Regions from separate parts of the Homo sapiens genome. Here region 2 is linked to region 1. Evidence: chromatin loops called from intact Hi-C (ENCODE). Cell type or tissue: sigmoid colon. All regions are shown on one strand. Each heading gives the region's core, and the rest is flanking DNA. Links, peaks and the distances in the headings are about the cores only.

Region 1 (5,394 bases), core at 112-5,111:
GATTCCCAGTTCCAGAAAACTGGAATGACAATGGACTAGAGAGAGAAATAGGAGATCTGATCCTTCAACAGAGGAAAACCACCACAAATGTACAAAGAGATGCAGCGAAGAGGGAGTGAGGAAGGGAGTGGGAGACAAAGATTTTGAGAGAGAGAGAAAGAGATGGGAATAGAGTATTCTGAATGCCAACAATTACCCATTTTTTCTTTTCCTAGAGGTTACTGCATTACTGCTTGTTACGGAGTCAATTATGTCCCTCAAAATTCATATGTTGAAGCCCTAGCCCACAATGTGACTGTATTTAGAGACAGAGCCTCTAAAGAGATAATTATAATTAAATGAGGTCATACGTGTGGACCCCTCATCTAATACAATGGGTGTTCCTACAGGAAAAGGAAGAGACACCAGAGTGCATGCACACAGCAGGTGACGCGAGGACACTGAGGAGGCAGCCATTTGCAAGCCAAGGAGAGAGGATCAGGAAAAACCTAACCTACTTGCACCTTGATTTTGAACTTCCAGCATGTAGGACTGTAAGAAAATAAATTTCTGTTTAAGTCTGTGGTATTCTAATACAGCAGCCTAGCAGATTAATTTCTGTGGGTTCTGAGAGATAACAAAATGTCATGAAAATAACCACCACTTCCTTTGCTTACCTTGGTTGGAATTGGTTTCTGTACGTGTACCATAAAATGCTAGCTACTACATTCCTATAAACATTAGATTTTAGGTTTTCTAATTTCTAACTCAAGAATCCAGAGTTAGAAGGTAAATTTAAACTGGAATTCTTGACATAATGTTTTTCAAGGATCATTCAACTGTGATAATGAATCTAAAATATATTCTGTTAAACTGACATTTGTTGTTTTCAACAGTCTGAGCCTGGAATCAAATGTTTTCAGAAAGGCCTCTTTCCTGTAACTTGGTACAAATATAGGCACATTCTCAGACCAACCTAGCCTCAGAAGAGATATACTAGCCAAATTTCTGAAGTGAGTGGCAGTTTACACATTTCTCTGAAGTGAGGTGTTGTATTGTTCCGGTCACAGGAAAAAAAAAAAAGATTCATGCGTTGTTCCACTTAAATAGGGTATCTTTATTCAGACCTAGTTACAGGGCTTGTACTTTTCCACAGTTTATGAGGATACTTCTGCGTTCCTTCGGGTGACAGCCTGAAGCACGAATAAGGGAGCTCTGCTTCTTGTCTAATTAGCTATGCCTTTCTATGTTTGAATAAATGGCCTACGTCTGCCAGTGCACACTTAAAAGTAGTAGTCCTAATATCACCCTGAACAGGACTATGCGCTCGAGTAGGTACCTTGTGTGGCAGAACGATGTGGTGTTAAATAAGCCTATATCCTCCACAGTCAAAGTTCAGGCAGGCCCTTTTAATAAAAATGGACAAGTGGAATTCTAGCCGACTACATATTTGAAGAGTGCATTTCATGGTTTAGTACAAGAACCTAATGTGCACCAAGATGATCGGTAAAATTCTCATTGAAGTATTCTATGGGATCAAGCCTAAAAAGTATCCATTTCAACTACAAATCTACCAAAGGCTAAAATGGCAGTGTTAAGGTTGTACAACTTGAAAATAATATAATCTGACAAGACCATTAGTACAAGTACAAGCCTTTCAATAATAAAAATAAAGATATAGGCCCCCAAATAAATAGCATCAGACTAAAACTTGTGTCTCTTTCCACATAAGATGCTACTTCATCTACTATTACTAGATAACCAATGTAGATTAATAATGACCATACAATGTAAGGAATAATAAAAATATAAGTATATCATGTATTCCACACAATAATCCAATACAGGTGACATTACTCTCATTTAAAAGATGTGGAAATGGAACCACAGAGAGGCGAAGTAATTTGTACAATGCCACAAAATTACGTGTTGAACTAGGTAGCCAATCTAAGTCATTCTGACATTAAAATCTCTGTGCTCTTAATTCCTTCACTCTACTGCCTTTTCTAAGTGCTGAGAGTATAGTTTGGATGAGAAAAATCTGAATATCTAAATCCTTTTACAAGCTAGATCAGTAACTGGACATTTGAGCCTGGTCTAATTTCTTTCCTTTCCTGGGCGTCATTTTCTTTTCTTTATCTATTAAAAAAAAAAAAATTGGGCTGGACTTCGCAATCCCTTCCAGGGAGAACATTTGGTTCTGTTCAACCTCAAGTCCAGAAATGGCAGACTCCCAGCAGCCCCAAATTCATGTAATCTGCACTTGCCAATAACAGTGATTCATCCTGTGTATAAGTAAATGAAATTCAGGGCCAGGCATTGTGGCTCACTCCCAGCACTTTGGAAGGCCAGCGCAGGTGGAGCATTTGAGGTTAGGAGTTTGAGTACATGAAATTTGCTTTTTATTCCTCTGTACATTGTTTCATATTAAATACACTAAGCATTTTGGGAAAAAAAGTTATATACCAAATTAATTTGAGCTCTTTCATTTTATGGAAAAATGCATGCTTTAACTAACTGGATGCTTTATAAAAGTCTTTAGGTGAAGTTTAACTATAGTCCTGCAAATTGAAAAAGGAAACATTTTCTCTATTGCTTCAGTCTTTATACCTCACAGTCCATCTGTTACCACAGCACTGATTGTGATGTCACAACTGCAATTAGTTACACTCAGAGACAAACAGGAAAAATGCCAAGGGAGATGGTGCCCAGGCGTCAATAACTTGTGATTACTGTACTACTTATGAAATAGAAAGTTCAAATTCAGGAGACCTGCTTTCAGGTTGTCGTTATGCCACTTAGTAGCTATGTATCCTTAGGCAACTCATTTAATAGAACAATGATTTATGAGCTTGATTTCTTAAGCCAAATGGTTTGTGTTCAAATCCTCGTTCTGCTAGTTGACATAGGCACACTAGTTAACTTCTCTGTGCCTCTGTTCTTTACCTATAAATTGAGGAACTATGACTGCCTATCTTCAAAAGGTTGCAGAAAGAATAAAATATTATATTATATAAAGCATTTATCAAAGAGCCTTCTCCCTACTAAGTGCTCAGAGTTTGCCTTTATAAAGCATCTGTATTTTGAGTGAGTCCATTGTTAGGTAAAGTTCTACATAATAACTCTCTGAGTTTCTTCATTGTTAAAAATCAGGAAACAATTGCATGTACTTCATAAGACTGTTATCAAGACTAAATGTGGGAACCCAGAGAAAAGTATTTTGTAAGCAAAAGGCACTAAATTATCATTTGGTTAACATCTATATTTTGTTATTGTAAGATGATCTTGTATTAATTTAAAAATATTTACTAAGTGCTTGGAATATAAAAGGCACTGGACCAGGCATTGTGGAGAATATCAATCAGATATGGATTTTATGGTAATACAAGAATATTGATACCTCTAATATAGAAGATAATGAGTACCAAACCAGTACTCTAAATGGAAGTCTTTGAGGTGAGCATTGAAGAACAGAAAGATTTAAACATGGGGGAGGGAAGAGAAGAAGAGGAAAAAAGGAAGCATCCCTGACAAATAGTATCACAAAAAGCTAGGAGGTGAAAAAATACAGATCATGTATGATAAAAAGTGAGTGGTACAATTTAGCCAGAGGAGAATATGTGAAGGGATGGAGAGAAGTAATGAGAATGAAGCTACGTAACAGAGTGTGTTATATGTAGGAAGAACAACCACCACAATTTAGATTAAAAGTTATAAGGTATTAAAAAAGAACAGCCTAGGTAGAAAATATATAGAAAAGGATTAGATAAGTTTGGTATTCTTAAGCCTCTGCCATTATTATTCTATGTTCATGTTTCAGGGGGTGGTGAAGGAAGCCTACTGACTCTCACATCAAGTTCACATTCATGAATCTGAACTTCAAAACCTTTTATAATCTGTCCCAGAAGCCCATCTTTTGTCACACTCCTCACCAACTCTCTTGGTTTCCTCTGAGGCCGTAAAAAACACCAGGTCCCAATTTCTTGCGTTGGCTATTACTAGCTTCTGGTTTATTTTCTTCATCTTCTACCTATCTATGCCAGATTATAACCCTTCCCTAAATCTCATTTCCATCAGAAAGCTTTCCTTGATAATCTAAAACATATCACTCTCTTCCATCTCTACATACTTTATTGCATATCCATTTCATCAAATGGCAACATGGAAGAACTATCACTGACCTAGGAATAAAATGACAAGGGTCCTGGCAGCATGTCTTGTCTTTGATTTGAGGCACGTTATTCAATGCCACAGGCTCCGTCCTTGGTAAAATGAAATATTTGTGAATTAGCAAACTTTAAAGTCATTTCCTGTCATTCATTCAACAAATATATAATGAACATCCACCTGTGCTGAGCTCTATCCCAGGTGCTGAGGATACAGAGGTGAAAACAAAATATCTATCTATCTATCTATCTATCTGTCTGTCTGTCTGTCTATCTATCATCTATCAGCTACTATACTATAATTGCATTCTTTTTATTTAATTTAATTTTATTTATTTATTTATTTAATTTTTTTTTTTTTTTTTGAGACAGTTTCACTCTGTTGCCCAGGCTGGAGTGCAGTGGTGCGATCTCAGCTCACTGCAACATCCACATCCCGGGTTCAAGCAATCCTCAAACCTTGGCCTCCAAATAGCTGAGATTAGAAGCATGCACCACCACACCTGGTTAATTTTTGTATTTTTAGTAGACACGGGGTTTCACCATTTCACCATGTTGGCCGGGCTGGTCTTGAACTCCTGACCAAATGATCCACCCACCTCCGCCTTCCAAAGTGCCAGGATTACAGGCGTGAGTCACTGTGCCTGGCAACTATGATTGCAATCTTATAATGTAGTGGTTCTCAAAATTGAGCTTGCATTAGAATTACCTGGAAAACTTGTTCAAAGATTTCTCTGTTTCTGATGCAATAGATTTGGAGTAGGGCCCCAAACTTTTAATTTCTAAGATGTTTCCTGGTGATGCTGATGCCACTGAACCAAGGACCACATTTACAGACCTTCTTTTCTGGCAGACTATTGTTTTCACTGCTGTATTGTCAGTGCTTGAAATAAATATTGATGGAATGAAATAATAAATTTGAGGCACTTAGTTAACTGATAAAGGGGGATATATAATGATTTTACAGTTTAGAAGGAAAATCACAATTTTGCTGAAAGGTAAAGGAGTTACTATAATCAGAAAGGTACAAGGTATATCAAGGTTTATATCCAAAGAAAAACAAAATTACTTCTAACCTAGGGGAAAGGGTAGAAAGGTCATAGAAAGCTTTGTGGAGTAGTTTATTTGAGCTATTCCTTGAAGGACCCGTACACTTATTTCAAAAATGACTGTCATTACTCAAAATATTTGTAGTTCTTGTCTTTGGAATTTGTCTACTGAATCAATAGTGAATCTTTTCTTTTTTCCT
Region 2 (5,394 bases), core at 236-5,235, 480 kb after region 1:
CCTCTCATCCCTGCCACACCTTATGCCCCAGTCACAGGGATGCTTTACCTGATCTCAGCAACACTAAGCTGTGCCTCTTGGTTCATGTTTCTTTCTCCACATTAAATTCCCTTCGCTGTTGCTGAACTCTGGCTTTTCTTTTAAAACCAAACTCTAAAGTCTGGTCCGGGAGCAATTCAACATTTTATGAGAACCAGCTGTACACCAGGCATTTGGGATACAAAGATAAATAGGCCTCAATTTTTGTCCCTCAGAAGGTCATATTATGATGTGTCTTTACATTCCTAGTGGCTAACAGATTGCTGTTAGTAAATAATGTTCAACAAGGTAAATTGGATATATCCAAACAAGAATAATAAATTGAGGGTACCAGCATTCAAAAAGAGAACAAGAACACCTGAAGGGCTAGTGTGGTGTGCACCATGCTATTATAACACAGGGCATACACAGTATCCTCAAGAATTTAGGATGTCCTTCACCTAGGGAAGAAAATATATTGTTATAGAAATCATTCATTCATTCATTCACTATTTTCTCTTTTGATGTGCAAGATATTATGCTAGGCACTATAAGCCTATGATGACTGACATGTCTCTATCAAAAGAACTTAAAGGGATAGGATATAGACACATATATATATATAAATATATGTACCATATATAAAACATATATATTTATAATATATATAATTATTCCTGTACATTACACAGGAATAATTATTAAATGACTTAAAGTTCTGTAAGAGTTCAAAGGTGAGAGATTTCCTCTAAATAATGGAGACATATTATCTACTTATCCTCCACCTCAAAAGCGCTGTGGAATCTGATGCTGAATGCCTAGTGGAAAATGTCACCAAGTGGTCGGTGGGCTTGTCCAATTGTTGCTGGGACACCTATTCACATCAATAGTTGAGTATCTCCTGAAAAATTCTCAATTTCAGTTTCAGACTACTATAAATCTTAGTAATTTATTTCTTTTACTGAGCCAAAATATATTTTCCTGAAACTTCCATCTGTTAGTCCTATGTCTTGCTCTCATTTCAGAGTTAATTCATTTCTTCCTCCACATCCATAATTTGAAAAAATTAAATAACTGTTATTCTCCATAGTTTATTTCTGTGGAGTTCTTGGATCTGCCTTCTTATTCAAGATAGGAACTAACCCTCCTAGTTTCTAATATCCTCAAATTGTATTAGTATGCTATTAAGCTTCTCTGTGAATTTATTAATAAACATATTGAACCAGACCAAAGTTTTCATCAAATTGGCATTAATGAATAACATTGCTACAGTTGATTATTCAAACAGCCAAAGATCTGCCTAACAAAATTATCACTCAGCTTACAGCCCTCATACTCATTGATAAAGACATTATAGGGAACACTGATGCACATCTTGCTAAAAACCAGATACACAACATCCATGACTTTCCAGTAATCTATCAGCCAATTAACTCATGCAAACAACAACAACGTAAAGTTTGACTCCATGACTTGATCATAGTGAATCTAGCTAAATCTTAGTAATCAACTTTTTCTTTCCTAAAAAATAATTTTGTAAATAAATAATCTGCCCCACATTATGCAGAATCATTTTTCTGTTTGTTCGTTTGTTTTTGCAGACAGAGTCTCACTCTGTCCCCCAGACTAGAGTGCTGTGGAGTGATCTTGGGTCACTGCAACCTCTGAATCCCGGGTTCAAGTAATTCTCATGCCTCAGCCTTCTGAGTAGCTGGGACTACAGGTGCCTGCCACCACACCTGGCTAACTTTTTGTATTTTAGTAGAGGCGGTGTTTCACCGTGTTGCCCAGGCTGATCTCAAACTCCTGAGCTCAGACAATCCATTCACCTTGGCCTCCCAAAGTGCTAGGATTACAAACATGAGCCATCGCGCCCAGCACAGAATCAATTTTGATTACTTAAATAAAGATGAGGGGATCTACATTATTCCCAGACTTTTTCTTAGAAGTTAAAAGAGTACTAGTTTCTGTGCTCTAGCAACTATTCTATATTCTGTGAGTTCTATACAGTGAATCTAGAACTTTTCTAAATCAGTATTTTTTTAATGACAATGAGATTTTTTAAAGTCTCAGTTTATAGCCACATTCACTTAAAAAGCAACACCTTCACTATAGAGAAATACATACACACTGAATTTATATTATTAATAATAATGTATTTACGTATAATAAACAAAAAGTTAAGAAAACATAATTTTCTACTTTAGCAATGGCAGAGATTCTCAAAACAAAAGATTAAAAAGGAAAATAAGCTAAAATATGCTTCCCTTTGTTTTGAGGAAATGAAGCATATTAAACAAGCAAATCAGCAAACAAATATGGGTTCCTGGTAGACCTTTCTTTGGATACAATTATATATTAATACATTAATTCATAATTTGGTGTGCACAATGGACTGAATACCTACGTCTCCTCAAAATGCATATGCTGGAATCCTAACCCTTAAGGGGATGGGATTAGGAGGCAGGGTCTTCGGGAGGTAATTAGTTCATAAGTAAGGGTAGATCCCTCATGGATGAGATGAGGGCCCTTATAAAAGAGAGCCCAGTGAACTAGCTAGCTTCTTCTACCACATGAGGACACAGAGAGGAGGCAACACGTATGTGAAAGGGGGCCTTCACCAGACACTAAATACGCCAGCGCCTCCAGACACAGAATCTTCCAAACTCCAGAACTGTGAAAAATAAATTTCTGTTGTTTATAAGCTACACAGTTTGTAGTATTTCGTAATAACAGCCCAGATGGACTAAAACAGTGTATATTTCCTTTCATGTTAACTGCAAATCAAAGTTCTCTCTTCCTATTTTCATCACCAACACTAAATTTATATGCTCTTTGGAAGTTGGGGCAGGGGGTAGGCGATGGGAAGCAGGGGCATGGCTAAAACTGCCAAACAGTTTTCATGGATTATTTCCAAATTGGATGATTCCACTGGGCCAGATTCTGCCCACCTCAACCCTCCCTATAATTTCAACCATATGTGGTCCTCTTCAATTCTATTCTCAGAATAAACATGATGATGAAATAGGGCTTGGATTTTACTTAAGAGGCTGCATACTTCAGTGACAAGCAAGCTCGTTCTTCTAAGTACCCTGTAATCCAGTTTACAGAAATATAGGACGCTCTGTAGGAGAAAAATAAAATGAAAGTAAATGTGTTCTTATGTATGTAATAACTTTCTCAGTTACAACAGGATATACTGTAGGAGAAAAATAAAATGAAAGTAAATGTGTTCTTATGTATGTGATAACTTTCTCAGTTACAACAGGATATAAAATATTGTGCCACCTGGGAAAAATTTCTCAAGCACAAATGCAAATTAGTTTGATGTCTGAAAATATTCACTATCTGCTAAATCTCTGAGCAATAAATATTCATTGCTAGACAATGACAACTTCTTATTAAAGAGAATAGGATGGGAACAAGGCTGAAGAGATCGTTAGGATGGAACATGCTACCATGGAAAAATCTGCCTGGCACTCAGGCCCTTGAATTAGGTGGACACACCTTTCTCTGACTCCTTAGTGATTCTAATGATGATGCTGATGATACCTAAACTGACAGAAGGAACTGAAACCCAGAACTTCCCACTGAAAACGTTAACTTTTCCAGTGTGTCCAAATCTGTCACACTTGGCAGGTCTAGATGAAGGCAATGGCAGGCTTACACAAAACCACAAAATACAGTTTATCTTCTGTCTTCCAGCAGTGCCTCTTTTCCTATTTTCCCACTCCATGGTTCCTCTCTATTCTGGTCTATGTGTCCTTATGCTTGCTTCTTTTTTACACAAAGATACCATTTACAGGATGGGCATGTAGAAGAGAATTATAAAAACCTGCTCCTAATCAAAGCACACTTTCCCTTAGAGCCAGTCATTTCAGCAATGTATTCAAAGTAAAACAATGAAATGAACTATATTTAATCCAGAGCTAAGAATGAGTGACTGCTTCAATTTATTCTTCAGCACAGTATTTGCATTATATTTGTGAGCCAACATACTTTTATCTGTCAAGTCTACTTTTAAGGCTTTATCATTAGAAAATAATTATATGTGCAGAATAAAATGGTGATGTCTTTCTCGAAGAATTGTTTTTATAATAATAAATTTAAAAATGGAAATAGGCCAAAAGAATAAAAAGAAGAAATTAGTAAATTATATCTTATACAGCCATTAAATTTATGTCTGTAGAAATATACATCTTATGTGGTAAGATATTTATGATATACTAAGTAAAAGGACAAATTTTTTAATGGATAGTAGAATCCTATAGAGAATACATTTATATAGATATTCACTCGTGTATGTGTGTATGTATGCACTAGGCATAGTGCAAAGCACTTTGTAAACAAGAACACATATGGCCTCTACTTATATGAAGTATACATGTGGGCTCAAATACAGACATTAACTTAAGTCAGCAGACAAAAATTTCTGTCTTCATGGGGTTTATATCTTTTTCTTGGTTCTTTTTGCCTGGCACATATTGCTTGTGATATTAAAATAATAATTTTGAACTTTTTTATAACTATAAAAATGTTCTCTCTTTTCCTAGATTGCTTGAAACACAATCCACAATCAGAATTTAGGTGATTTCCAGGAGCTACAGAGGGTGGGGGAAGTGAGGATATGTAGATCAATGGGTACAAACTTCCAGGTATAAAATGAGTAAGTTCTGGGGCTATAATATACAGCGTGGTGATTACAGTTAATATTCCTCTATTGTTTACTTGTATTTTGTGAAGTGAGTAGATTTTAAGTGCCCTTACCCTCCCCCGCACCACCCCCCGCCACACACAAACACACTGAGTAACAAATTACAGTGATGGATATGTTATTTAGTTTGATTATGGTAATCATTTCACATTGTATACATATGTACTTTTATAATGTATACAAGTAGAATGTATACATATGTATACCTTACATATATACATTTTTTGTTTATCAATTATATTTCCATACACCTGGAAAAAACTGCAGAATTCAGAAAACTTAGAGGGGGTGTTGTGGGCAGGAATACCGTAATTCCTACCGTCAGGGCCTCTTCTCATGAAGTACTCATACTTATGGTGGCCACCCTAATATAAAGAAATATAAACTACCCCTGTGCTATAATTCTTATATCTAGAACCATAAAGCCATGAGACTTCCTTCTCTGAATTTCTCAGTGTTACCTCTAAATCCATTACTTAAACTTTGGGCGAGAGTTATTTATGAAACAAATAGACTAAGCAAACTTCTCAACCTTATTAAAGAAATGAAGTAAGGCGGTTTTGCTAAAGAAAGGGTCAGAACTTCTATGAAAAGATCAGAACAGAAATCAATTAAGCATTTCTGACCATAGGCAAATTAGAAAATCCCTAGACAGTTAATGC

The links. Peaks named below come from ENCODE experiments on the same cell type or tissue, not always from the same donor. Only the 100,000 strongest peaks of a DNase experiment are listed, where the experiment ranks them.
Region 2: a loop joins it to region 1, with 2.2 times the contacts of the local background. A loop is called at or near these places in 1 of 110 quality-filtered maps.

What each region holds. Positions count from the first base shown.
Region 1 is chr10:51,703,258-51,708,651 of GRCh38, reverse strand. All of the region lies in intron 3 of PRKG1 (protein kinase cGMP-dependent 1), which reads right to left. Among named protein-coding and RNA genes, the nearest start is that of CSTF2T, 6.4 kb to the right of the region's middle. In sigmoid colon, for the core only: no CTCF peak of the experiment used is centred there; DNase peaks (open chromatin) are centred at 1,191, 2,231 and 2,671; H3K27ac peaks cover 453 bases.
Region 2 is chr10:51,222,426-51,227,819 of GRCh38, reverse strand. All of the region lies in intron 2 of PRKG1 (protein kinase cGMP-dependent 1), which reads right to left. Among named protein-coding and RNA genes, the nearest start is that of MIR605, 74 kb to the left of the region's middle. In sigmoid colon, for the core only: no CTCF peak of the experiment used is centred there; no DNase peak of the experiment used is centred there; H3K4me3 peaks cover 848 bases; H3K27ac peaks cover 818 bases.